Linked DNA regions of Mus musculus: regions 1 and 2 are each linked to region 3. Evidence: chromatin loops called from intact Hi-C (ENCODE). Cell type or tissue: heart. All regions are shown on one strand.

Region 1 (8,000 bases), 340 kb before region 3:
TCAGTTTGGGGGAAAATAATTTTAATTGGTGTAGTTTCTAAACCCAGTGACTCACGTGGCAACAGAATCTATTGTCTTGCAGGCAATGATTTTAACTGGATGATAGGGAGAGTATTTTGCCACCCACAGGGCATTTTTGGTTGTCACAATTCTCTGTGTGTTAAAACAGTCGCTCACAATAAAGAATTAACTCCTTCAATATTAAACTGCTGTGGCTGAGAGGCCTTGTTCTATATCATAAAACGGACCGGAAGTTTTCATTACCTTTGTTAGTGTACATAAGAATGCATTTCTTTCTGGCATCTCCTGTTCGATCCTGGTCTCTAGTAAGCAAGTATCCCATCAGCCCGACTACGCAGCTGCATGCACACGGACCACTGAGTCATCCTCATATTTGCCACTCTTCTGCCAGGCTTGATGTTTTAAAGCAACGTTTTGACATTGTATTGTTTTGGGAGTTTTGTTTGTTTGTTTTTAGAGACAGGGTATCAGTGGCTGGTCTGGAACTTCTGTAGACCAGGCTGACTAAGCTCACCTGCGTCTGCCTCTGATAATGTGTTTTAAGGTGAAAGAGTTATATCTACATCAAATCACAATTTTAAAAAGCCTAATGCCAATTTAAGTGGCCTCTAAGATCTTGGCTTTTATAACTGCATGTCTCCTGTCAACATAACAGTGGAATAGTCTGTAGGTTATCGCAATCGCACAACAGTAGGTTCTGTGTTTTATAACACTGAACAGCAAACAGTGTAAAAAAATTAAGATGAGAAAGTAGTTTCACTTAAAAATAATTTAGTTTTTCAGTTTAAAAAGTTCTGCAATAACATATAATGAAAGGAGTTTCAAAGTACCATAATGAAACCTCTTACTTTGTATGCTAACTTAAAGAATGGTTTTAGCTATTGATGTCCATATCTTAGCACTGGGGAGACTGAGGCAGGAGGGTCAGGGGTTCAAAACAACTAATTTGGAAAATTGGTCTACTGGGTACTGCAATAGCCTGAAGCTAAAAGTTCTAGGCTTATTTTTGACTCTACTGTGGGAATTAGCTATTTCCCTTTATTCCGTTGTTTTGGTATCTGTCCTGCAGAAATGTTTTCATGCAGAATCAAATGCTAGGAAAATGACTCTGGAACTGTTTAATATTATTAAAGATTTAAATAGGGCTAATATGCATATCTATTCAAAAATGAAAGACAAACTTTCCAACCTTGGATCTAAACACCTGCTCTTATTAATAACATCAATTCAAAATGTTTGCTAATAAATGCAAACAAAAATACACAACATACACTGAAATGTAGAGATGTGTTTTCACAGCTGATTTTTTTTTTTTCTGAACATTCTAGAAAATATAACACCTTACTACACACCTAAAATGCTCTGGAATCGTATTGGACTCTACACTCTCTAGATTGCACAGCTCTTGCCCCTCACCTCTGCTGGGCTAGGGCTGTGCGACTGCACCTGGTCTTCCGAGTCCCAGACCCAACGGTCTCCACCCGCTGCAGCCGCGCCACTTGGGCCAGCAGTGCCTACACTCACCCGTTACGCGAATAGACTCCAGCATCGTCCCGCCAAGGCCAAGGCCAAGGCCGGCGGGCCGCACCGACGAAAACTCCCGTAAGGCAGCTCGAGACCAGATGGGGCAGGACTGGCAGCGCAAGGTGGAGGACCACGTCTTACCCAGAGGCTGGAAAGCGCTCTGGCGGTTCCACCTAGTCTCAGAGCTAAGAACCCGCCACGGTGACGTCGCTGCAACCCCGTTGCTAGGAGACGATCCTGCCTTCTTCCCGCACTCCACGCCACCAAACATGCTCGCCGCTGGAGGCGCTCCTGCGACTGACACCCTGCTCGTAGGGAGAGAAGGGAAGCGAACTACAACTCCCAGCGTGCACAACGCGGACCCGTGCAAGGAGCTGGTCCGCAGAGGCTGGGGTGTTTGTGTGGGGAGGTCGGGATCTGTATGAGGCTCAAAGGGCTTCATTTCATGATGGTAGAGGGAAATAGAAATGGTGTAATAATTCTGAGTTTTAGTTGACCAGAGCAAATTCAGACCCCTGACCTTCCAGCTAATTTACATGGTATGAAATAAATAGGGCGATTTTAGAAGAAAAAAATGGCCAGGTATGGTGGCACACTCCTGTTATCCAAACACTTGAGATGTGCAGCAAAGATGATCAGGGGTTCAAGACCATCATTGCTATATAGTGAATTTTGAGACCATCTTGACTATACAAGAATGTCTAAAAAAAAAAAAAGAATAAAATAAATAAATGCAATATTTAATTTAAAAAGGAGATCTGGAGAAATGGCTCAGCAGTTAAGAACACTGACTACTTTACAGAGGACTTGGGTTTGTTTCCTCATGGCAGCTCACAACTACATGTAACTCCACTTCGAGAGCACCCCATCCCTCTGGCTCTCCCCAGGCCCATACTCGCAAACACTCATGAAATACACACAATTTTTTTTAAACTGAATTGAAAAAGGAAACAGACTGTGGGTGTAGCTCAGATGGTGAAGGGCTCTCTTTAGCATTCAGAGACCCCTGAATTTAATCCCCAGTACTATACAAACCTGGCCTGGTGGTACACATCTCTAATTCCAGCATTCAGGAGGTAGAAGCAGGAGGATCAAGATGTTCCAATTCCTCTATAAGCTTGAAGCCACCCTATATTATATCTATATTATATTATGTATATATCTGAGGTTGCATAAAGGGGTTTTGAGAGGGAGAAGTTGATAGTGAATAATTAAATCATAAATTTACTTTAAATCTATTATTTGTATATATAGAATTTTACCATTTTAGAATATGAAAGCTAATTTCACACTGAGATGGATGTGCTTGTTTATTTTTACATAAATAATCTCAGCTGAATATTTAATAATGCAGGGCACAGAGTATCTTCAACACAGTTCTGTGCGTGTGTGTGTGTGTGTGTGTGTGTGTGTGTGTGTAAGCACTTGTATGCCTTGATTTATGTGTGGAGGTCAGAGGACAACTTGCAGGAGTCAGTTCTCTCCTTCCACCAAATGGGTTCTGGGAATGGAACTCAGGTCGTCAGCTTGGTGGTAGGTGCCTTTACTGCTGAGCCATCTCACCAGCCTGCATCTTCCACATTTTTCAGAGGTGATTTTTCTCTTTCACTTTTATAGTTGTCAATGCTGAGAGTACCATTTTACATAAGCTCACAGGATAAACTCACAGAAGTATGCTTAGTGATTTTCAGAATGTTGGAAATTCTGTCCTAATCCCAAGACAAGGTTCATTTCAATCAAGAAAGAAAACTGGAATCAGCACATCCTTTGGCAGGGACACAAGCTTCATGTAGGCTGACCTAGTACTCACTACACAGCTGAGGAGAACTTTGAACTCCTGACCCTCCTCTCTCCTCAGCCACTTAAGTGCTGGGATTACAGGAGTATACAACCTCACACAGCTTTTAAAAAATTGTTCTTAAAGATTATTTTAAAAATTTAATGTGGTCTTTAAAAAATTATTTGTGGGTAGAGTGTTTCCTTTCATGTGTTCCATGTGTGTGCCTAGTGCCCATAGAGGCCAGAAGAGGGCGTCAGAGTCCTCAAAACTGGGATTATGGATAGCTGTGAGGCACTGCGTGGGCGCTGCAAAATGAACCCAGGTCCTCTGCAAGAGCAGCAAGTGCCTTTAACTACTGAGCCAGCCCTCAGCCCTTCAAATGCCAACGTTTAAAGCAAAACATTCTAAACCAGTACACTCATAAGATATATTAGGTACTTACGTGCCGGGGAGTGGCGGTGGAAAAATACTAAAAGCCTTTGTCTCCATAATTAATCCATCACGTTATGTTTCCATAAGAGCAGAAAACCTTATATAAGCACTGCCACTCTTAACATCAAATCGTGTAGAATTCAAGCTCAGGTGTTTCAGGTAGCATTCACTTTCACTAGTGTTGATGGGTGACACCATATACAATAGAAAATACATATTTTGTGTTCAGAGCCAAAGCTGCAGTGACATCACTTGCTGCAGTGCCGGTGAGTACTGCCCAAAATGCTCCAGAGGGATTCAATACATTTGATTCGGAATCAGTGTTTTGGCCTGAAATGTTTTACTGTTGACAGAAATTTTCCCAACCCCCACATTCAGTTACATGACCCCATCTGGCGTCTCAACCCTCAGTTTCTGAAGCTGAGTCCTGGATGATCCTGTAGTCTCACCATGACTCAAATCTGTTTTCAAAACCCAGTGGCCAGAGGGATCTTGCTGCCACGGGATCATGCCACCCTGCTCATGAGCTACCCGGGAGGTTCTTTATGACTTAGCTCTGCTCAGCTCTTTGATGTCATCTCCTACTATGCTCTCACTGTTCTAGAGATGCACTACGTACTGTTTTACCACACGTCCTTTGTTATCTGTAAGTCTTCCTGCTTGGAATACTCTTCTTCCTGATTGTCTACAGAACACCTTCCTCACTTCCAAATGTCACTCTTCTGAAAACTACACTACTTAAAGTTCCTTTTCGTATTCCATATGCCCTTTCTCAGCTTTATTTTCCCTTAGCATTTTTTCAGCGTTTTTTGACCTATGGTTTACTGGATTTCATCCCTATTTTGTGTACCCATTCATAGGACAAGCAATGTTTTGTTTTGTTTTGTTTTGTTTCCTTTAAGGCTATAGAGATTAAACCTAAAGCCTCGACAGATAAGAACGGTATCTGGGGCTGGAGAGATGGCTCAGCAGTTAAAAGCACTGACTGCTCTTCCAGGGATCCTGAGTTCAACTCCCAGCGACCACATGGTGGCTCCCTAGCCTAAAAAAAAGATGCCCATGAACATACAAGAAGCCTACAGAACTCCAAATAGACTGGACCAGAAAAGAAATTCTTTCTGTCACATAATAAAACACCAAATGCACTAAACAAAGAAAGAATATTAAAAAGCAGTAAAGGGAAAAGGTCAAGTAACATATAAAGGGAAACCTATCAGAATTAAACGAGACTTCTTACCAGAGACTATGAAAGCTAGAAGATCCTGGGCAGATGTCATACAGACTTGTAAGAGAACACAAATGCCAGCCCCAGGCTACTATACCCGGCAAAACTCTCAATTACCATAGACAGAGAAAACAAGACATTCCATGAAAAACTCAAATTTACATAATATATTTCCATAAATCCAGCCCTACAAAGTATAATAGATGGAAAACACTAACACAAGGAGGGAAACTACACCCTAGGAAAAAGCAAAGAAAAAAAAAGCAAGAAAAGTAATCTTTCAACAAACCTAAAAGAAGGGGCTGGTGAGATGGCTCAGTGGGTAAGAGCACCCGACTGCTCTTCCGAAGGTCCAGAGTTCAAATCCCAGCAACCACATGGTGGCTCATAACCATCCGTAACAAGATCTGGCGCCCTCTTCTGGAGTGTCTGAAGACAGCTACAGTGTACTTACATATAATAATAAATAAATCTTAAAAAAAAAATTGAAAAAAAAAACAAACTAAAAGAAGATAGCCACACAAACATAATTCCACCTCTAACAACAAAAATAACAGGAAGTAACAATCACTTTTCCTTAATATCTTAACATCAATGGACTCAATTCAACATAAACTAACAGACTGGATACATAAACAGGACCCAGCATTTTGCTGCATACTGGAAATGCACCTCAGTGACAAAGACAGACACCACCTCAGATCAGAATAAAGGGTTGGAAAACAATTTTCCAAGCAAATGGTCCCAAGGAACAAGCTGGAGTAGCCATTCTAATATCGAATAAAATCAACTTTCAGGGGCTGGAGACATGGCTCAGTGGTTAAGAGCATCGACTGCTCTTACAAAGATCCTGAGTTCAAATCCCATCAACCACATGGTGGCTCACAACCATCCGTAATGAGATCTGATGCCCTCTTCTGGTGTGTCTGAAGACAGCTACAGTGTACTTAGATATAATAATAAATAAATCTTTTTTAAAAATCAACTTTCAACCAAAAGTTATCAAAAAGCATAAAGAAGGACACTTCATACTCATCAAAGGAAAAATCTACCAAGAAGAACTCGCAATTCTGAACATTTATGCTCCAAATGCAAGGGCACCCACATTCATAAAAGAAACTTTACTAAAGCTCAAAGCACACATTGCACCTCACACAATAAAAAATGGGAGACCAGGGACTGGAGAGATGGCTCAGCGGTTAAGAGCACTGTCTGCTCTTCCAAAGGCCCTGAGTTCAAATCCCACAACCACATGGTGACTTACAACCATCCGTAATGAGATCTGATGCCCTCTTCTGGGGGTGTCTGAAGACACCTACAGTGTATTTACATATAATAAATAAATCTTTAAAAAAAATGTGAGACTTCAACTTCCACTCTCAAAATGGACAAATTATGGAAACAGAAAATAAACAGAGACACAGTGAAACTAACAGAAGTTATGAAACAAATGGATCTAACAGATATTTATAGAACATTTCAACCTAAAACAAAAGAATGTACCTTCTTCTCAGCACCTCACGGTACCTTCTCCAAAACTGACCATATAATTGGTCACAGAACAGGCCTCAACAGACACAAGAAGACTGATATAATCCCATGCATCCCATCAGATCAGCACGGACTAAGGCTGATCTTAAATACCAACAAAAACAACGGAAAACACACATACACATGGAAGCTGAACAATGCTCTACTCAATGATAACTTGGTCAAGGAAGAAATAAAGAAATAAATTAAAGGCTTTTTAGAATTTAATGAAAATGAAGACACAATATACTAAAACTTATGGGACACAATGAAAACAGTGGTAAGAGGAAAACTCATAACTCTAAGTGCCTCCAGAAAGAAACTGGAGAGAGCACACACTAGCAGCTTGACAGCACACCTGAAAGCTCTAGAACAAAAGGAAGCAAATTCACCCAAGAGGAGTAGACGGCAGGAAATAATCAAACTCAGGGCTGAAATCAACGAGGTGGAAACAAAAAGAACTATACAAAGAATCAACAAAACCAGGAGCTTGTTCTTTGAGAAAATCAACAAGATAGATAAACCCTTAGCCAGACTAACTAGAGGCCACAGAGACAATATCCAAATTAACAAAATCAGAAATGAAAAGGGGGACATAACAATGAAATGTATCTTAAAATAATTATTCTATTTGTTGAATATTAACAGTTGAAAATATTAAAATCATGTTCTACAAATAAACAAACAAGACAAAACAAAAGTACTGACTGTTCTTCCAGAGGTCCTGAGTTCAACCCCCAGCAACCACATGGTGGCTCACAACCATCTGTAATAGGATCTGATGCCCTTTTCTGGTGTGTCTGAAGACAGCTACATTGTACTCATATAAATAAAAATAAATAATATTTTAAAAAAAAAAAGGAACAGTACCTGGAGAGTGGGGAGCTGAAGAGATGGCTCAGCAGTTAAGAGCACGTATTGCTCTTCTAAAGGGCTTGGGCACAGTTCCTAGCACCCACGTGCAGCTCACAACCATCTGTAACTCTAGGGTGGGGAGCACTAGAAAATGTGTGGATTTTCAATGTTAACTCAAAGAAACAGACTGGAAATGAGTCTTCAGATGCGTCATGTTTCAGTTCATGCATTTGCTAAAGCAGTTTAGTTACAATTACTCTGGCAACACATATTCTGAAACTTGTTTTTCCAGTTTTCTGTGAGTACTCTACTCCTCATGTCTAGTGTGTAGTTACTTTAGCTTAAGGACTTTTTCTCAAAAAGGAAAACTTGTGGATAGTCAGGCAGTCCTAGTATACCTATGGTCCAGCCTGTTGCCCTTTTACATTATATTCAACAATTATTCTTTGAAAAAAGAAAACAAAGAATGTCCTAATGGAGATTTCTCTGAACACCGTCCAAGAATTGAGTCGTGAGAATTCTGAGTGCTTGTGAGAGAACTCCAAGAAAACAAGAAGACAGTCTTGTGATCTCAGTTTCTTCAGAACTCAGAATTCTTCTTAGAATGTGGAGAGGATAGGAGTGCATTTATTT
Region 2 (8,000 bases), 320 kb before region 3:
TCACCAACTGTGGAGTCAGGACCTTAGACTGCTGTGTCTGTACAATTATAAGAAACAAGCTGGGGCTGGAGAGATGGCTCAGCGGTTAAGAACATTGACTGCTCTTCCAAAGGTCCTGAGTTCAAATTTCAGAGCTCAGGCCCAAGAGCTGAGATTGTGTCCATATATGTTAAAAACTGTGCCCTATATAACCAGCCCCAGGGCAGCTAGGAAAATATGCTGACCATGTCTCAAAACAAGCAAAATGACTAACTTTTGCTATTTTGTCACGGCAGAAGATGAGCTAACACAACATGTCAGACTGGAAAGTAGAGAAAGGGACGTGAAGTAGATCTATGGCCACTGATATTTGGATGGGTTAATGAGAGAGGAGATTAATTTTCACATGATAGGAGACCATGAGGTACAATAATTTAAATATTTAAATACAATATTTAAATTGTAAATAAATTGGAAGGAGACTTACTGTTGATACTCAGTTAAAGAGTGTGAGTCCTGAGCCAGGAGCCAGGCTCTGGGTTTGAGTTTACAGTGAGACCCTCTCTCAAAACACCAAAAATAAATAAAACTATAAATTAAGCTTTGTGAAAATAGTCTTATGAAATTAATGTGGGTATGGAAGAGTAATTCCGTATATATGTTACAGGCTGGGCATGGTGGTGTTCTGAGCAGCAAGCTGATGTCTGAGGAAGGGGCCTTCCTGATCTTTTTCTCAGGGTTGGATTGCAGGCAGATTTTTTTCAGTCTGCAAGGAGGTTTGGGAACCAAGATAAACTATTGCTAGAGAAACCATAGCTGGTGAGAACTAGAAACTATGGGAAATCTTTATCCTGCTTTGCCTTTAAAAGAAGCTGAACGACGGGCATGATGGCGCACGCCTTTAATCCCAGCACTTGGGAGGCAGAGGCAGGCGGATTTCTGAGTTCAAGGCCAGCCTGGTCTACAAAGTGAGTTCCAGGACAGCTAGGGCTACACAGAGAAACCCTGTTTCCAAACACACACACAAAGAAGAAGAAGGAGGAGGAGGAGGAGGAGGAAGAGGAGGAAGAGGAAGAAGAAGGAAGAAGGAAGAAGAAGAAGAAGGAAGAAGGAAGAAGAAGGAAGAAGAAGGAAGAAGAAGGAAGACTAAGGAAGAAGAAGGAAGAAGAAGGAAGAAGAAGGAAGAAGAAGGAAGAAGAAGGAAGAAGAAGGAAGAAGGAAGAAGAAGGAAGAAAAGAAGAAGGAAGAAGAAGGAAGACGAAGGAAGAAGAAGGAAGAAGAAGGAAGAAGAAGGAAGAAGAAGGAAGAAGGAAGAAGAAGGAAGAAAAGAAGAAGAAGGAAGAAGAAGGAAGAAGAAGGAAGAAGAAGGAAGAAGAAGGAAGAAGAAGGAAGAAGAAGGAAGAAGAAGGAAGAAAAGAAGAAGAAGGAAGAAAAGAAGAAGAAGAAGAAGAAGAAAGGAAGGAAGGAGAAGAAGAAGAGAAGAAGAAGAAGGAAGAAGCTGAAACTTTGAATAAACTGTGCATTGGCTGTGTACCCCACCCCCCACCCCCGTGTCCTGTTAATGTGGCTCTACCCTTGGGATCCCTACACACGTTGACAGCGGTGCACACCTGTAATCTCAGCCCTTGGGAGGTAGAAGCAAGAAGATCAGGACTTCAAGGTCATCTTCCACTGCATAGGAAGTTTGAGGCTATTCTGGGACATACTGAGGACACGGTGTCTGTAACACATTGATACTCCTCCCTTGCATCTCTATTCCTAGAGGTTGCTCACAGAGCCTCTCCTACATGCCATACAAGCACTCCAGCACCGAGCCACTCGCAAGTGCATTTTAAAATTATTTTAAGACAGAATCTCACTGAATGGCCCAGGTTGCCTTCAAATTTGTGATCCTCTCACTTAATCAACCTGAAGTAGCTGGCATTACAAGTATGCACCACCACACCCATCTGTATACTCGAAAGCAAAATGACCTGTTTTTGAAAGGTCTTACTAGGTAGCCCAAGCTGGCTTGGAACCTACTATGTAGCCAAGGCTAGCCTTGAGCTGAAATCATCCTGACTCAGTCAGGTGCCCCCACACCCCACTTAATTTTTGTTGGTTCTTATTCTTCATTACAATACATGCATAAAAGGAGACGCCCATTAGCCAGATAACCTGACGTGGAGAACCTTTGTCTGATCCTTTTTGCCACTGCTTTCTGGTCAGGTCTTGGCCTTTTCTCTTTCTGTAAAAATATAAATATTTATGTTATTGTATTACTTTGTCAATTGTGAGAATGTATGTGATTTTTGAAAACTTTAACTTGAAATATATATTTTGGAGTGTCCTTGATAAAGTTAATGTTACCACATTTTTGAGGTTAATTTTATCTACAAGAAACATAATTATTTGTTTAAAAGAATAGATCCTCTGAAGATGAAATACTCATTTTTCTAGGGCCCTATCTCACCTTGAGATCCTTGTCTTTAAAAGAATATTTTTATGTATATGGATGTTCTGTCTACATGTATGTCTGTGTATCATGTGTGTACCTAGAATCCACATAGGCTGAAGGGGAAACTGGACAGCTAGGGCTGGAGTTACAGGTGGTTGTGAGCCACCACGTGGGTGCTGGGAATTAAACCTAGTTCCTCTGGAAGAGCAACCAATGCTCTTGATTGCTGAGCCATGTCTCAAGCCCCTTGGTTAGATGATGATAATCTGGGATTGTATGCATTACCACCATATCCAGCAATGATTTTTTAAAAAGATTTATCTATCTATCTATCTATCTATCTATCTATCTATCTATCTATTTATTTATTTATTATATGTAAGTACACTGTAGCTATCTTCAGGCGCACCAGAGAGGGCATCAGATCTCATTATGGGTGGTTGTGAGCCACCATGTGGTTGCTGGGATTTGAACTTTGAACCTTTGGAAGAGTAGTCGGGTGCTCTTACCCACTGAGCCATCTCACCAGCCTGATTTTTTTTTTTTAAATGAGAAAAGTTATTCCAGCTTATAAGCTTAAGAAAGAACTGCTATGGGTCAGAGACTCACACAGAAATGTTAGGAGACAACTGCAGTGGTCTAGGGGTGTGCTCTTGAATCTGTAGCATGGCTTCTGGGATAGACCAGCTTCATACATGGGAGCTATTGTACTGGTGGGTGCTGCTATCCTTATTACCACTATGATCAAGACATTAATGAAAGGTCAACGCTACAGGGCGTGGTAGTAGGAAAAAAAACCTACAAGTTTAGAGTAGCAATACTGCTTTATCCATGCTAGCTAGAATCAAATTGTTTACAATGAAACCAAGGATTACAGAGGCAACAGCCCGAAGGCACAACGGCTACATAAATTTCCAATGACTCATTCCCAAGACTGACCTACACAGCCACACCCCAAGTACCCACACCCCTTTTCCTGTTCAGTGCTTGAAAAAAAATTCAGGCATCCGTTCCCTTTGGTTTATAGGTAGCAAATTCTAACAACCCCACACACCACACACTTAAACAAAGCTCCTTCCATTTTCTATCATTTCACAGCTCCAAGGCACCAAGGAAATTTATTATTCTTGTTATACTGTGGTCCCAAGGATCTGAATTCTTAGAAGTTGCTCTTAAAGAAGTTCTTATTCCATGCCCCAAATTCAGTTTATTACAATCTATACATTTTTAAATTCTTTATTACTTAGAAAAACATCATTAATTTATTTCCTGTGTGTGTGTGTGCAGGTCAGAGGACAATTTGCTGGAACTGGTTCTGGGTCTAGAATTCAGGTCCCAAGACTTGGTAGCAAGCGCCCTCATAGCTAGCATGTGCTCTGTCGCTGGCCCCAAGCTTCCTATTTTTATTTAGCTTTGATTCTGGACTTGACCCTTCAACACTTTCAGTTTTTCTGTTCAATAAGCACAGTTGATCCTGTTATGGACTCATTTAGGACACAGAGACTCAACCATAAACCTTGCTACCATACATCTGTTTTACACAATCTCGTAAGGACTTTAGCTCTCACAGCACCAACCTAGGCACAGAGATTTTGGTGCTTTGTCGACCTTTTGACGTATAAAGGCAAACAGTTCTACTACCAGAGGTTTGGCAACCCATCTTTTTAGACACATTCTTGGAAAGCCTAGCAGAATGTCAAATGGTAAGACACTGTGAGGGTCTCCAAAAGACCCTCCCAGGAAGAGGAAAAGGAAAGTCAGATTAAAAGTTACTCGTGCAATAGTTTGTCCTGCTTTCTGCCTGTTAAACGGGAACTTTTATTAAATATGGACTTTCCGATTGTCCCTTCTCTCAAAGTGTTCTCACTGCTGGCTTTGGGTAGTTGACTGGGATTTAAAACCGAAGGGTCTGTTACTGTCATCTCTTTTCCCCACCAAACAAAGAACTAGTCACTGGCTGAGAGTGTGGGGACCCGCCAGAGTGGTCTCTCAGGAGGTCAAGCTGGCTGTCTAGTCCCACTTCTGGTGGCAGGATCAGGCCCAAAGGCCAGAGGGCCGGACCGGGTTCGTAAGGCCCACGGAGGAAGAAGGCAGGGCGGCGGGAGCTGACAGAGTCAGGAAGGGACCCGCTACGGCGTGCGTGGGTGCGTGCGGGATGGCAGGGCCCTCTCCCTAGGCAGTTCAACGGCAGAACCGTCTCCACCCAAGCGGAGGAGAGAGAGCAGTGCTCGCAGCTCCGGACCAGTCCCAACTTGGCCGCATCACGTGACCTAGCTCAGGGGCGGGGGCAAGCGGCCCGCCCGGCCCCGCCCACCCCGCGCGCATGCGTGTCGTCCGGGGCGCTGAAATTCAAATTTTGAACGGCCGTGGTAGCCTACCGACTCCGTGGGTGCGGAGGGCAGAGCCGACTGGGTGTGAGAGCGCCCGCCGCCTCGACTGCAGTCCTCCTCCAGGAGCTGCGCCGAGCCTGCACTCACTTCTTTCCTCTTCCTGAGTTTGAACCGTCGGACCCACCGTCTAGCCGTCCACTGGTGAGGCCTGGGGCGATGGACCCGTTTACCGAGGTGAGAGACTCTGCGGGCGCTGTGAACCATGACCCCTGCCGACTCCGGGACCCCCGCCCGCGCTGTCAGCCTGCGGCCAGCGTGGCGCGTGCGCACAGCGAGCGTGCAGCCGGACGGAAGCCGCGGGGTCGCAGCCGCCCCGGCTTCGCTGCTCCGTCCCTGGCTCTGGGGAAGGCAGGGCCTCAAAAACCCCATGCAAACCCCGAGCTCTGTAGTCGTTTAGCCTTCCTCCACTCCCCCAAGTGCTGGCTCGGGGTGTGAGCGCCTGGGCGCTCTGGCTTGAGCCTGCCCCCCCGGCTCCCGGGACTTAAAGCACGCTTCCCTCCATCCTTCATCCGTCTTGCTGTGACCCGGGAGAGTGCCGCTCAGGGGCCTAGTGGGACAAGCCCTGCCCTAAAGCTGGAATAGTTGGCAGGGTGGAGTCGGCCCAGTGACTCGTACTGTGTGCTTGGAATCTGATGGAAGTGATAAAGGACTTCACAGGCCCAGAGGAGCTTGAGCGCTTAAGAATCCTGTGATGAAACCACCGAAGTCTAAATGAGCAGGTGCTTTAGCCTGGCGTCCTTCATAAGTCACGGCTCTACTAACTTTAGAAAGAAAGTCTCATGCACAGGGTTGATACTGGTTGAAAGGAAACAGGGCTTATAGTTACCTCAGCGTGTACAAAACAAAATTATAAGTGTATGCTGTAGGGTTGGTACACCTCAGTGTTTATGTAGCGTATCATTTCAACAATGCTTTCCTCATCTCTTCCTTGGAAATAAGGTCTAGATTCCGTTGTTAATCTTATTATTTATGCCTAGTTTTAGCTTCACGTTGCAGCTGTACACCGACATTCAGGATTGCGTGTTGCTGTTGGCCCATTCTTTTATTGCAGGACAGTTCCTCTTTTTCTTTTGCTTCAAGCTGTTCTTTAAATTTCAAGACTTGTGAGTTTTGTAAAGTGGGCATACAGTGTTTCTGTACTACATTGAAAAATGTCGTAGAGGATAGTAATAATTTATTTTGGGTAGTGTAGTTAACAATTCCATAAGCTAAGCCCAAGATACTAGTTAAGGATTTCAACAATTAAAGATTTCAACTTGACAGTTATGCTGCCCCACACACCCTGTGCTCCGTTTGAAGTTCTCAGTTATCTTGAGGAAAACAACATTTTGATAACGTTAGAATTTCTAATAGAGGACTGGAGAGATGGCTCAGCTGCCAAGAGCACTGGCTTCTCTTCCAGAGAACCTAGGTTCAATTCCCAGCACCCATTTGAGTCTCATAAAAGCCTGTAACTCCAGTCTCGGGGAAGCTAATGTCTTCTTCTGGCCTCCAGGGACCCCAGATACATATGTGGTACCCAGACATACTTGTGTATGGTATCCCTATACAGACAAATAAATGAATTTGAAAAAAATTCATTTTAATAATAATAGAAGCAGCCACGACATATTTTGTAGCAGCTATAGCGAATAGGGACAATTATTCACCAAATATTTGTCACTTACATTGAATCTTTAAATTTTTATTTATATGAGCCAGGCTTTGTGGCGCATACCTTTGATCCTAGCGCTCAGCGGGCAGAGGCCTGAGGATCTCTTGAGTTCAAGCCAGCCTGTTATTCCAAATGCAACTAATATATATAATCATTTTCCAAGACAAGGTTTATATGTGTGTGTGTTTGCACATTGACTTATGAGTTTGAATTTTTTATTGAAAGCATTCTTAAAACTTGCATGCAGTAAAGTTACCACAATTCTAGATAGTATTGACTTTAAAAATGATATTTTGTGACTAAAAGAATAAAATTACTTAAAATAGTGCTATATACAGGAACAAAACTCTTTGGAAAGTTGGTTGAAATTTGTCCTTTAACTTAAAAATATCCTTTTGAAAGTAGTTCAAAACTCAGACCAAAAAATCTTCTTGTTTGGGTTCTTTTAGAATGTGTTTGAAAATGTGCATGCCTTAATGTGTAGTTTATATTATAAAAGCTAGGTCAGTTGCAGTTAGAATAACAGCTTTGAAATCTTTTCCTTAATTGGTAATGAGAACACAGAGTGAGTTCCAAGACTAGGTGCTCAGTGATAACATTCAGAACATTTTTGTACTGTGAAATGAGTTTCTAACACAGTTTTGTGTGTGTTTGTTTGCTAAAAGGGACTGAATGTCAGTATAAAATAACTTTCTCAGCAAGGTTCTTACTCAAAACCATGCAACACAGAAAAATTACTTGAGATAATTTTTTAAAGTCCTCTCAGGGTGATTTTTTAGCATGATATAATGCCACCATAAAACAGAAAAGAAATTATCGTGTTCTATCAATGCCAGGACATTAAGACTCTATTCTCTTAATGATTCCTGTTTCAAATGCTACAGTCCCGGTAAGCACTCTGTGCTTAGGCCTCGCCTCCCTGCCACCCTGGTGTCCAGCATGCCCTCCCTCACTTTGCCTGCCTTTTCTGCTTTATAAATGCACACTTAACCACCAGTTTGCAGCGCGCCCTCCAGACCTTCACTGAGAGTCGCTTTCACAGGACTCCCCTCTGTGCACTTTGTGTTAAATGTGCTTCCTTCCAGAATGGGTATGTTCCAAATCAACTGTATGATACAATAAGGAAAGTGTACTTAAAATACTGAGCACATACCTTTACGCAATTTAGACATTATTTCTTCAATTAAAAGAAAAAACCTCATTGGCACTTATTAGCCTGATTTTATTATTTAGACTGTTTAAATGTTTATTTTCTTTTTACACCTGTGGGTTTCCAATCCATTGCAAACAGTAGAGCACTGTGTGCATTTGAATGGCAAAACCACATTTTTCCGTTGTGACCCATTGGAAGCTGTACTGACTCAGTGCTTGACTCTGGAGAATGGAATGTTGGCCGTGCCCATTGATGGATATAATTAGGGCATTTTTTCCACCCAAAGTGATGTATTTTATTGTGAAAGAGATAGCAAACCATTATGAATTTGTATAGCAGTCTGGTCATTTTTGATTGGTTGGAGGAGACTGTTTTAGGGTATGAAGG
Region 3 (8,000 bases):
CTGAAACAAAATTCTGGAGGCTGGGTACTTTATAAAGAAAAGAGCAGCCAGGCACAGTGGCTCCTGTCTTTAATCCTAGCTCTTGGGAAGCAGAGATGCCTGGATCTTTCTGAGTTAAAGGTCAGCCTGGGCTACATAGTGCTTCAAACAAAACAAAAAACCACTGACGGGCCAGGTGTGGCCCGTACATAGGGAGCTCTATGTCAGCCAGAGCTACACAGGAGTCTCTGCCTTATTCCCTGTTGGGATGGAGCTGGGGGTATGGCTCAGTGGTAGGACACCTGCTTTCCTTGTTCAAGGCTTGTGGTTCCATTCCTAGTGAGTGACAAAAGAGAGAAACTTGGCTTTATGCTGTATGCTAGGCAAGCACTCCCCAGCCGAGTCAAGCTCTTGATACCATCTGAAGAACTGTTACTTTCTGTCACTGCCATTTTTGCGCATGGATAAACTGAGCTATGTAGGTACAGTGACTTGGATTAGCTCACTGCAGGCTGAACTTAGGCTGATGGCTTCTGGGTAAACTCTCAGTGTTGGCACTCTGGTCAAGCTGGCTACAAAGAAGCAGAGAAAGGCTACTTGTAAAGACGTGGTGCAGTCGCCCAGGAAGCACCCCTTCCCTCCCTTTGCTCTTAGGCTCCCCTGTAGAGGTTGGGGAGTCACCGCCCTGCTCTTCTTTGCAGATGTCTTTGCCCAGTGACTCGACAGGCATGGAAGATCCCACACAGCCTCACATTGTAGGTAAGGCCCCAGCCTATCCCAGTTTCTGCTGGATCCCTCTGGGCCCACTAAATGAGCTCCTGGGCCTTTTGCTGCTAAGGCACCAACAGGTTCTCATCTCTACACCAGGAATCCAGAGTCCAGATCAGCAAGCTGCCCTGGCCCGCCACAACCCATCCAGGCCTGTTTTTGTTGAGGGCCCCTTCCCTCTCTGGCTTCGTAATAAGTGTGTCTACTATCACATCCTAAGAGCTGACCTGCCACCTCCTGAGGAAGAGGTGAGTTACTGGCCAAAGCATTTGCTGCCAAGCCAGACCACCTGAGTTTGACCCCCAGGGCCCATGTAGAAGGAGAGATCTCACTCCTACAAGTTGTCCTCTGAATTACACAGGGGTATGCATAAATGTTTACCCAAAAAAAAAAAAAAAAAAAAAAAAGGCAAGGCAGGCCGAGCTCTCTGAGTTTAAGGCCAGCTTGGTCTACACAGCAACTTCCAGATTAGCCAGAACTACAGATTCTGTGTTGGGGGTGGGGCTGGCACTGTCCTGAAGGCTCAGCTGAGGGACAGGTTTTGTGTTCTGGCCTCTAATCCTGCCTGCTCTCTTGCCTGAGGTAGAAAGTAGAGGAGATCCCAGAAGAATGGGAGCTGTACTACCCACAGAAGCTGGACCTGGAATATTCAAGGAGTGGTTGGGACGACTATGAGTTTGACGTGGATGAAGGTAAAAGCAGGTCTCAACACAGCACATCTGTGTGGTGGCCATTTGTCCACGCTCCACAGGATGAGGGGTCATATGCCCCCCAGGGTACCTCTCCTTGGCTACTCCCTCTCCCCTTTGTACTATCTTTTAAGGAGCATTCTATACTGACTAGTGATGTGACCAGAATACGCGCAAGCCTCAGGTCAGCAGGGAACAGTCAAGTTATATGTGGGGAGTTGGGAGGAGGCACATGGTAGCCTCCAAGTTAGGGCTCAAACTTAGTCTCTTGATAGTATCTGAGCAGCGGGTGGCATGGCCAAGGGAAATGTAGAACATTTATGTGGCACAGGGAGCTGGCTGTGAACTCATGGAGGTGCTCAGAGTACGTCACAGTGGTGAGACACAAACTCTTCTCCTAACAGTGACAGAAGGCCCTGTCTTCGCCATGTGCATGGCTGGTGCCCATGATCAGGCAACATTGATCAAGTGGATCCAAGGCTTGCAGGAGACCAACCCAACCCTGGCACAGATCCCAGTGGTATTCCGCCTGGCCAGGTCCACGGGGGAGCTCCTGACAACTTCAAGGCTGGAGGGACAGTCCCCTCCCCACAGTCCTCCCAAGGGGCCTGAGGAAGATGATGAGACCATTCAGGCAGAGCAGCAGCAGGGGCAAAGTTGAGTCAGATAGAGCTGGCATGAGGAGAAAAGACTGGGCTGGTATGAAATAATATGGAGAAAATAAAAAAATCAAAACCTCTTCCCTGGCCCTGTGGCTTCCCTTCGTATGTTCTGCATGGGCTCTTTTGGGTTTACCACCTTGGGACCCTTTTTTAAACTTGTCTTTTCAAAAATTCCATTTATAGATGGGCGTGGTGGCACACGCCTTTAATCCCAGCACTCGGGAGGCAGGCAGACAGATTTCTGAGTTCGAGGCCAGCCTGGTCTACAGAGTGAGTTCCAGGACAGCCAGGGCTACACAGAGAAACCTTGTCTCGAAAAACCAAAAAAAAAAAAAAAAATCCATTTATATATTTATGGTATGGGAGGGATGTGTGGAGGTCAGAAGACCATTTGCTGGAGTCTGTTCCGATATATGACCCTGTGAATCTCGGAAATGTAACTCAGATTGTCAAGTATGCCAGCCATCACCTTACCTGCAGAGCCGACTTGTTGGCCTTTAAAAACATCTTTTAAATGTATTTACCTTTATTTTATGTGCATTGGTGTTCTGCATGTATATATGTTTATGTGAGAATGGTAGATCTTGGAATTACAGACAGTTCTAGCTGCCATGTAGGTGCTGAATTTGAGCGCAGGTCCTCTGGAAAAGCAGTGAGTGCCCTTAACCAGTGAGCCATTTCTCCAGCCCTTTTGAAAAAATCTTTAATCACATTGCCGAAGAATTCAATAGAGAGGCAAGGATTACCTGAGTTTCAGTACCCAGTGCCTCTACCTCCCAAATAACTGACTTGTCAACAGAACGCACTTCCATGGCCTGGGCCGGACGGACTACGCGCATGCGCAGCTATGGCTAGTTGTCCCCGTTTGGCGCCGCGGGCAGAGAAGACCCTGTGAGAAATCTCCCGGCGGCGCAGACTAGGCGCGCCACTTCCGGTCGAGGCTCCTAACAACGGGGGAGGCCGGTAACCAGGGAGGGGGGGATGGCGGAGCGGGCTCCAGAGCCCGGGGCGGAGGCGGAGGCGGGCGCAGGCGGGGAGGCGGCGGCAGAGGAAGGCGCGGCAGGCAGAAAGGCGCGGGGCCGGCCGCGGCTCACCGAGTCGGACCGGGCCCGGAGGCGGCTCGAGTCCCGGAAGAAGTACGACGTGCGGCGCGTGTACCTGGGCGAGGCGCACGGCCCCTGGGTGGACCTGAGACGCCGCAGCGGCTGGAGCGACGCCAAACTTGCCGCCTACCTCATTTCGCTGGAGCGTGGCCAGCGTAGCGGTCGCCACGGGTAAGGGGGCGCGGGGCCGGGAGAGGGAGGGAGGGAGAGAAGAAGCCGGGGGAGGGACGAAAAGGGCAGCGGCCCCGCCCCCGGAGCGTGAAGCCCCACCCCCGGGCCGCCTGGCGGCCCTCGGTCTCGGGCTTAGGCAACCCAGACCCCTCACGCGCCTCCTCGCGGCTCCGCCTCCGACCCATTGACTACCCAATGCAAGCCTGTGCCCCACCCCTCTGCCCGCCTTCGGAAGCTCCGACTGGCCCGTCTGAAGAGTCGACCCGCCTCCACTGGCCTGGCCTGGGGCTGGCTCTCAGGTGTAAACCTCCAAAGGTGCTGGGCACTCTGATTTTCTGCGTATGAGTGCCTTGCCTTCGTGGATATATGTGTACCACGTGCATGAACTACCTGCAGAGGTCAGAAAAGGGTGTCGGATCCCCAGAAACCACCATTGTGAACCACCATGTAGGTTGTGGGAACCAAACCCGGATCCTCAACAAGAAAGCAGCCTTAACCCAGCCACCTGTTTCAACAACCTTGTCAGGGTTACTTGTGTGCATCCTGAGTGCTGGGACTAAAGGCATGTGCCAGGCTTGGTGTGAGGGCACTTTTATTCTTGTGTATGTGTGCGTGTGTGGTGTATGTAGGCCCACATAAGGAGGTGGGAAGACAGCTTTGCAGAGCTAGTCCTCTTCTACCACGTGCCCTCTAGGGATCAGACTAAGACCATGAATGGTTCACCACGCTGTAGTTGTCAGACCTATTGGTAAACTGTCATGTGCAGCTTGCCACACTGAGAAGCAGGCTCTGAAAGTGTAGATGGCCTCTCCTGTTTGAGACTCAAGCATGTCTCTCTCAGTGTCCTCCAGGAAGAGACAAGGACAGCAGAAGTGCCCAAGAGTAAAAACCCCATGCCCTTAAGAACAGCTAGAAGGTGGAGCATTTCCAATAGAGGTTACTCCTGCTGTCTCACAGTGCAGGTGTCCACAGTGGGAAGACAAGCTGGATGCTAAGCCATGGAGGGAAAGCTCACCCTGGGACTCCAGCTGTTGCCCCAGCTTCCCCAGCCAGTAGCTGCATGGTGTGAACACTGGATTGGATATTATCTGTCTGGTTTGCACAGACAGTTCCAGCCAGCCAGGGCTGCATAACGATACTCTATCTCAAATAAAATACAAAATGAAAATAGAGAGCATAGAAAGGGTTTGGCCCATAGTAAGGGTTCAGGTGTAGCGTGTTCTGCTCTTGTCTGCACTCATCTGTATGAATGATTCTTTAAGAGTTGATTCTAGGCCCTGAAGAGGTTGGATCAGTAGTTAAGAGCATTTGTTGCTCTTTCAGAGGGCCTGGGTTTGGTTCCAGTCACCAGCATTGTGGTTCACAACCATCTGTAACTCCAGTTCCAAGGGATTCCATGCCCTCTTCTGACCTCCAAGGGCATCAGGCAGGTGCAGAGACATGAATGCAAGTAAAAACTTATGCACATGAAATAGTAAAATCATTTTTAAGAAGTTATCCAGGCATAGTGGCACATGCCTGTAATTCCAGCATTTTGGAGGCAGATGCAACTAGAGCTTTTTGAGTTTGAGCCCAGCTGGGTCTATATGTTGAGTTCCAGGATAGCCAGGGCTACACAGAGAGACAGAGGTCTCAAAACAAAAACAAAAAACAAAAATACATTGATTCTTAGGGGCAATAACCAGCTAGGAGCAAGGGGTATAACTCAGTGGTGGAGTGTCTCATGTGTGAGAAGCTCTGGGCGCACGCTCTCACACACACACACACACACACACACACACACAACCCTACTAGTTGGGCATATGGCTCCATCAGTAGCTTGCCCATCCTTCATGAAGCTCTAGATTCTTTGCATATTTGTAATCCCAGCACTTCAGAGGAAAGTGTTTGACACATGGTAGTGGAAGGACGCTCCTCCCTCAGGTTATCCTCTGCCCTCCATACACAAGCACTATGGCACATTCCTTACCCTGTAAATAAATGAGTTAACACGTTCTTTTTAAACCAGGAAACCTGGACACAGAAGCATGAGTGGTAAGGGTAGGCCCTGGGCAGCCAGGGAGGAGGAACCTGCAGTTGTCCTCCTGCTCTCCTGCCTGAGTGCTGGGCTTACAGGCGGGAGCTACCACATAGGTTTGTGTGGTTCAGGAAAAGGAAACCTGGGCATTGTGCACTCTAAGTATGTGCTCCAATATTTTGCCTTTTTAAATTTTTTTTTTTTTTTAAAGATTTATTTATTTATTTATTTATTATATGTAAGTACACTGTAGCTGTCTTCAGACACACCAGAAGAGGGCGTCAGATCTCATTACAGATGGTTGTGAGCCACCATGTGGTTGCTGGGATTTGAACTTCGGACCTTCGGAAGAGCAGTCGGGTGCTCTTACCCACTGAGCCATCTCTCCAGCCCCTACTTTGCCTTTTTGAAACAAGGCTTTCCTATATAACCTAAGCTGTCCTTTTCTTGATATAGTCCAGACTAGTCTCAATTCAAGATCCCCACACCTCTGCCTTCTGAGTGCTGGGGAGACAGGCGTGCACCACCTCTCCTGCATCTGTAACGTTTCTAATGATTGACACAAAGGCTGACTACATCCGGGGTATGTGTCCCCCAGGGTAGGCATGGTCCCCTCTCAGCATTCCTTCCACTGTCCCACATCCCATCTACCAGGGACCTCTGAGTGCCAGTGTTCTCTGAGCTAAGGAATGGTGAGACCTCCATTCAGAGCTGGAAAGGGAGCAGGACGACAGACCTTCAGGTGGCACCCAGAGCACATAAACTGCTGTTGTTTTCTATCAGGCCAGGACTTGGCTGCCTGGGCCCCTTGTTCACCCTCACCACCTCTCTGTGTTACAGGAAGCCTTGGGAGCAAGTCCCCAAAAAGCCAAAGCGGAAGAAAAGTAAGTGGAGCCCAGCATGGGGAGGGGTGGGAGCATGCAGAACAGAGCATGCTGGAAGTGGCCAGTAGCCATTCTCGTCCCTTTGCTACACTGTCAGAAGGGAGACTGGGAAGCCAGTCTGGTAGCTGCTCGAGGCAGTATGCTGTGAATCTAAAATAGCCCCACTAAGTATGACCTCAGTGCCTTGCCAAATCCTTGGGTTTTGGGTCTACATCATGCCCATCATGGTGGTTCAAGAGAGAACCACCTGGTGGCAGTGAGCCCTGCTCTGCCTCTTTTTTGATGCATTAGCCTCAAACTCATCCTATGGCAGAGGCTGCCTGTATCCCACGATACTTGGCTGACAGGTGTGTACCACCTGCATCTCACGTGGTGCTAGCGATGGAACCCAGGGCTTTGTGCATAGTAAGTAGGAGCTCTCCAGCTCCCCATCTTAAAAATTGTTTTTACATGCATTTATCCTTTTTTGTGTGTGTACATCACAGGTGTGGGAATCAGAGAACAACTTGCGGGGGTTGGTCTTTGCTTTCTACCACGTGGGTTCTGAGTACCTAAGCTGGGTGGGCCAGGCTTGAGAGCAAGCACCCTTACTCACTCACTCAGCCGTCTTGACTGCCTGCTTGTTTTTTCTGGCTGGTTTTGCTGTGTAACCAAGGCTGGCCTCAAAACTTAAAATGGCCCTGTGTCAGGGTCACAGGCATGCCTAAACATTCCCCTTCCCAGTGTCGGCACACAAGTGAGCTGTAGGTTTCCCTCTGTAGCCCCAGGGGGCTAGGGAGTGCCGAGCTGGCAGTGGAGCATCTGTGGAGGTCCATGTCGCTGACATGAGTCTCACTAGAGTGGAGACCCTGGGCTCACTCCCGCAGCCCAGGTGCTTCTTTTGGCTCTCTCTCCCTTCCAGTCCTACAGGTGGAGGACAGTCCCAACATCATCTTACTATCATAGGCTTCAGCCTTCCTCAGGGCCTTCCTGGCTTCTTTGCTCCCTCCTGCTCCCTGGCAGATGCAGAATTTGGGTTTGCCCCTGGCCAGGAGTTGCCTAGCCAGATTGTGGCAAAGCCAGGATCTAAATGCAGGCATCTGGTTCTGCCATGCCCACCCTCCAGTTCCTTACCCTGTCTGGAAGCTCTTGCCCCAAGGAAGCAAAGCTGATCTATGTTTCTGCCCCTGTGGGGCAGATACTCTACTGGAGAAGACAGACAAGAGGCATCTAAGTGGGTGCCACAGGCAGCCTCTTTGTGCTGTTATAAACAAACCAGAGTTGACTAGCCGGACACTGGTAAGGGTGCCTGCTGAGAAGAGTGTCCATGGGGGAGGTTTCTAAATGAAGGCACTGACAAGGAACCTGTGCAAAGGCCGGGGCAGGGTCATATCTAGCATGTTTGAATGATAGCTAGGAGGCCGTGTGGCTAGAAGGAGGTAGAAGGGAGGGCATGGGACCTGGCGGTGCCATATGGCCTTGCTAGCCACCATGGCACTTGCTCCTTTCTCTCCATCCCCCTTGAAAAGCTGAGAAAGGATATGCCCTGCTCTCCTGGCACCCCCTGGTGGCTGTAGATGGCAGTGGGAAGGCACCAGGAAGACCTTCCAGGATTGTGTGGGATGAAGATTTTGGTTTGGTTTGGGGTTGTTTTTTCTTTGTTTCTTGTTTTTTGAGACAGGGTTTCTCTGTGTAGTCTAGGCTGTCCTGGAACTAGCTCTATAGACCAGGCTGGCCTCAAACTCACA

Evidence for each region. Hi-C counts contacts between places; a loop is a spot of excess contacts. Peaks named below come from ENCODE experiments on the same cell type or tissue, not always from the same donor. Only the 100,000 strongest peaks of a DNase experiment are listed, where the experiment ranks them.
Region 1: a loop joins it to region 3, with 15 times the contacts of the local background. A loop is called at or near these places in 7 of 42 quality-filtered maps.
Region 2: it touches region 3 in a loop (2.2-fold over the local background); 6 of 42 quality-filtered maps call a loop at or near these places.

What each region holds. Positions count from the first base shown.
Region 1 is chr9:22,405,295-22,413,294 of GRCm38, reverse strand. 9530077C05Rik (RIKEN cDNA 9530077C05 gene) reads right to left here and starts at 1,748. Exons shown (of 7, transcript NM_026739.3): 1 at 1,546-1,748. The coding sequence starts at 1,570. In heart, CTCF peaks have their summits at 1,830, 3,517 and 4,777 (motif pointing right); a DNase peak (open chromatin) is centred at 1,824; H3K4me3 peaks cover 891 bases; H3K27ac peaks cover 594 bases.
Region 2 is chr9:22,385,950-22,393,949 of GRCm38, reverse strand. Anln (anillin, actin binding protein) reads left to right here and starts at 4,744. Exons shown (of 24, transcript NM_028390.3): 1 at 4,744-4,980. The coding sequence starts at 4,963. It also overlaps a transcript of 9530077C05Rik not described here. In heart, a CTCF peak has its summit at 4,633; DNase peaks (open chromatin) are centred at 4,659 and 5,199; H3K4me3 peaks cover 3,630 bases; H3K27ac peaks cover 3,790 bases.
Region 3 is chr9:22,066,421-22,074,420 of GRCm38, reverse strand. It overlaps Zfp653 (zinc finger protein 653), which reads left to right and starts at 3,045. Exons shown (of 9, transcript NM_177318.3): 1 at 3,045-3,372; 2 at 6,230-6,273. The coding sequence starts at 3,080. Ecsit (ECSIT signalling integrator) reads left to right here. Exons shown (of 9, transcript NM_001253897.1): 6 at 681-738; 7 at 847-995; 8 at 1,334-1,439; 9 at 1,841-2,175. The coding sequence ends at 2,097. It overlaps Gm16845 (predicted gene, 16845), which reads right to left and starts at 3,419. Exons shown (of 3, transcript NR_040407.1): 1 at 3,257-3,419. In heart, CTCF peaks have their summits at 3,522 and 7,818 (motif pointing left); DNase peaks (open chromatin) are centred at 1,950, 3,000, 3,540 and 7,800; H3K4me3 peaks cover 1,826 bases; H3K27ac peaks cover 1,757 bases.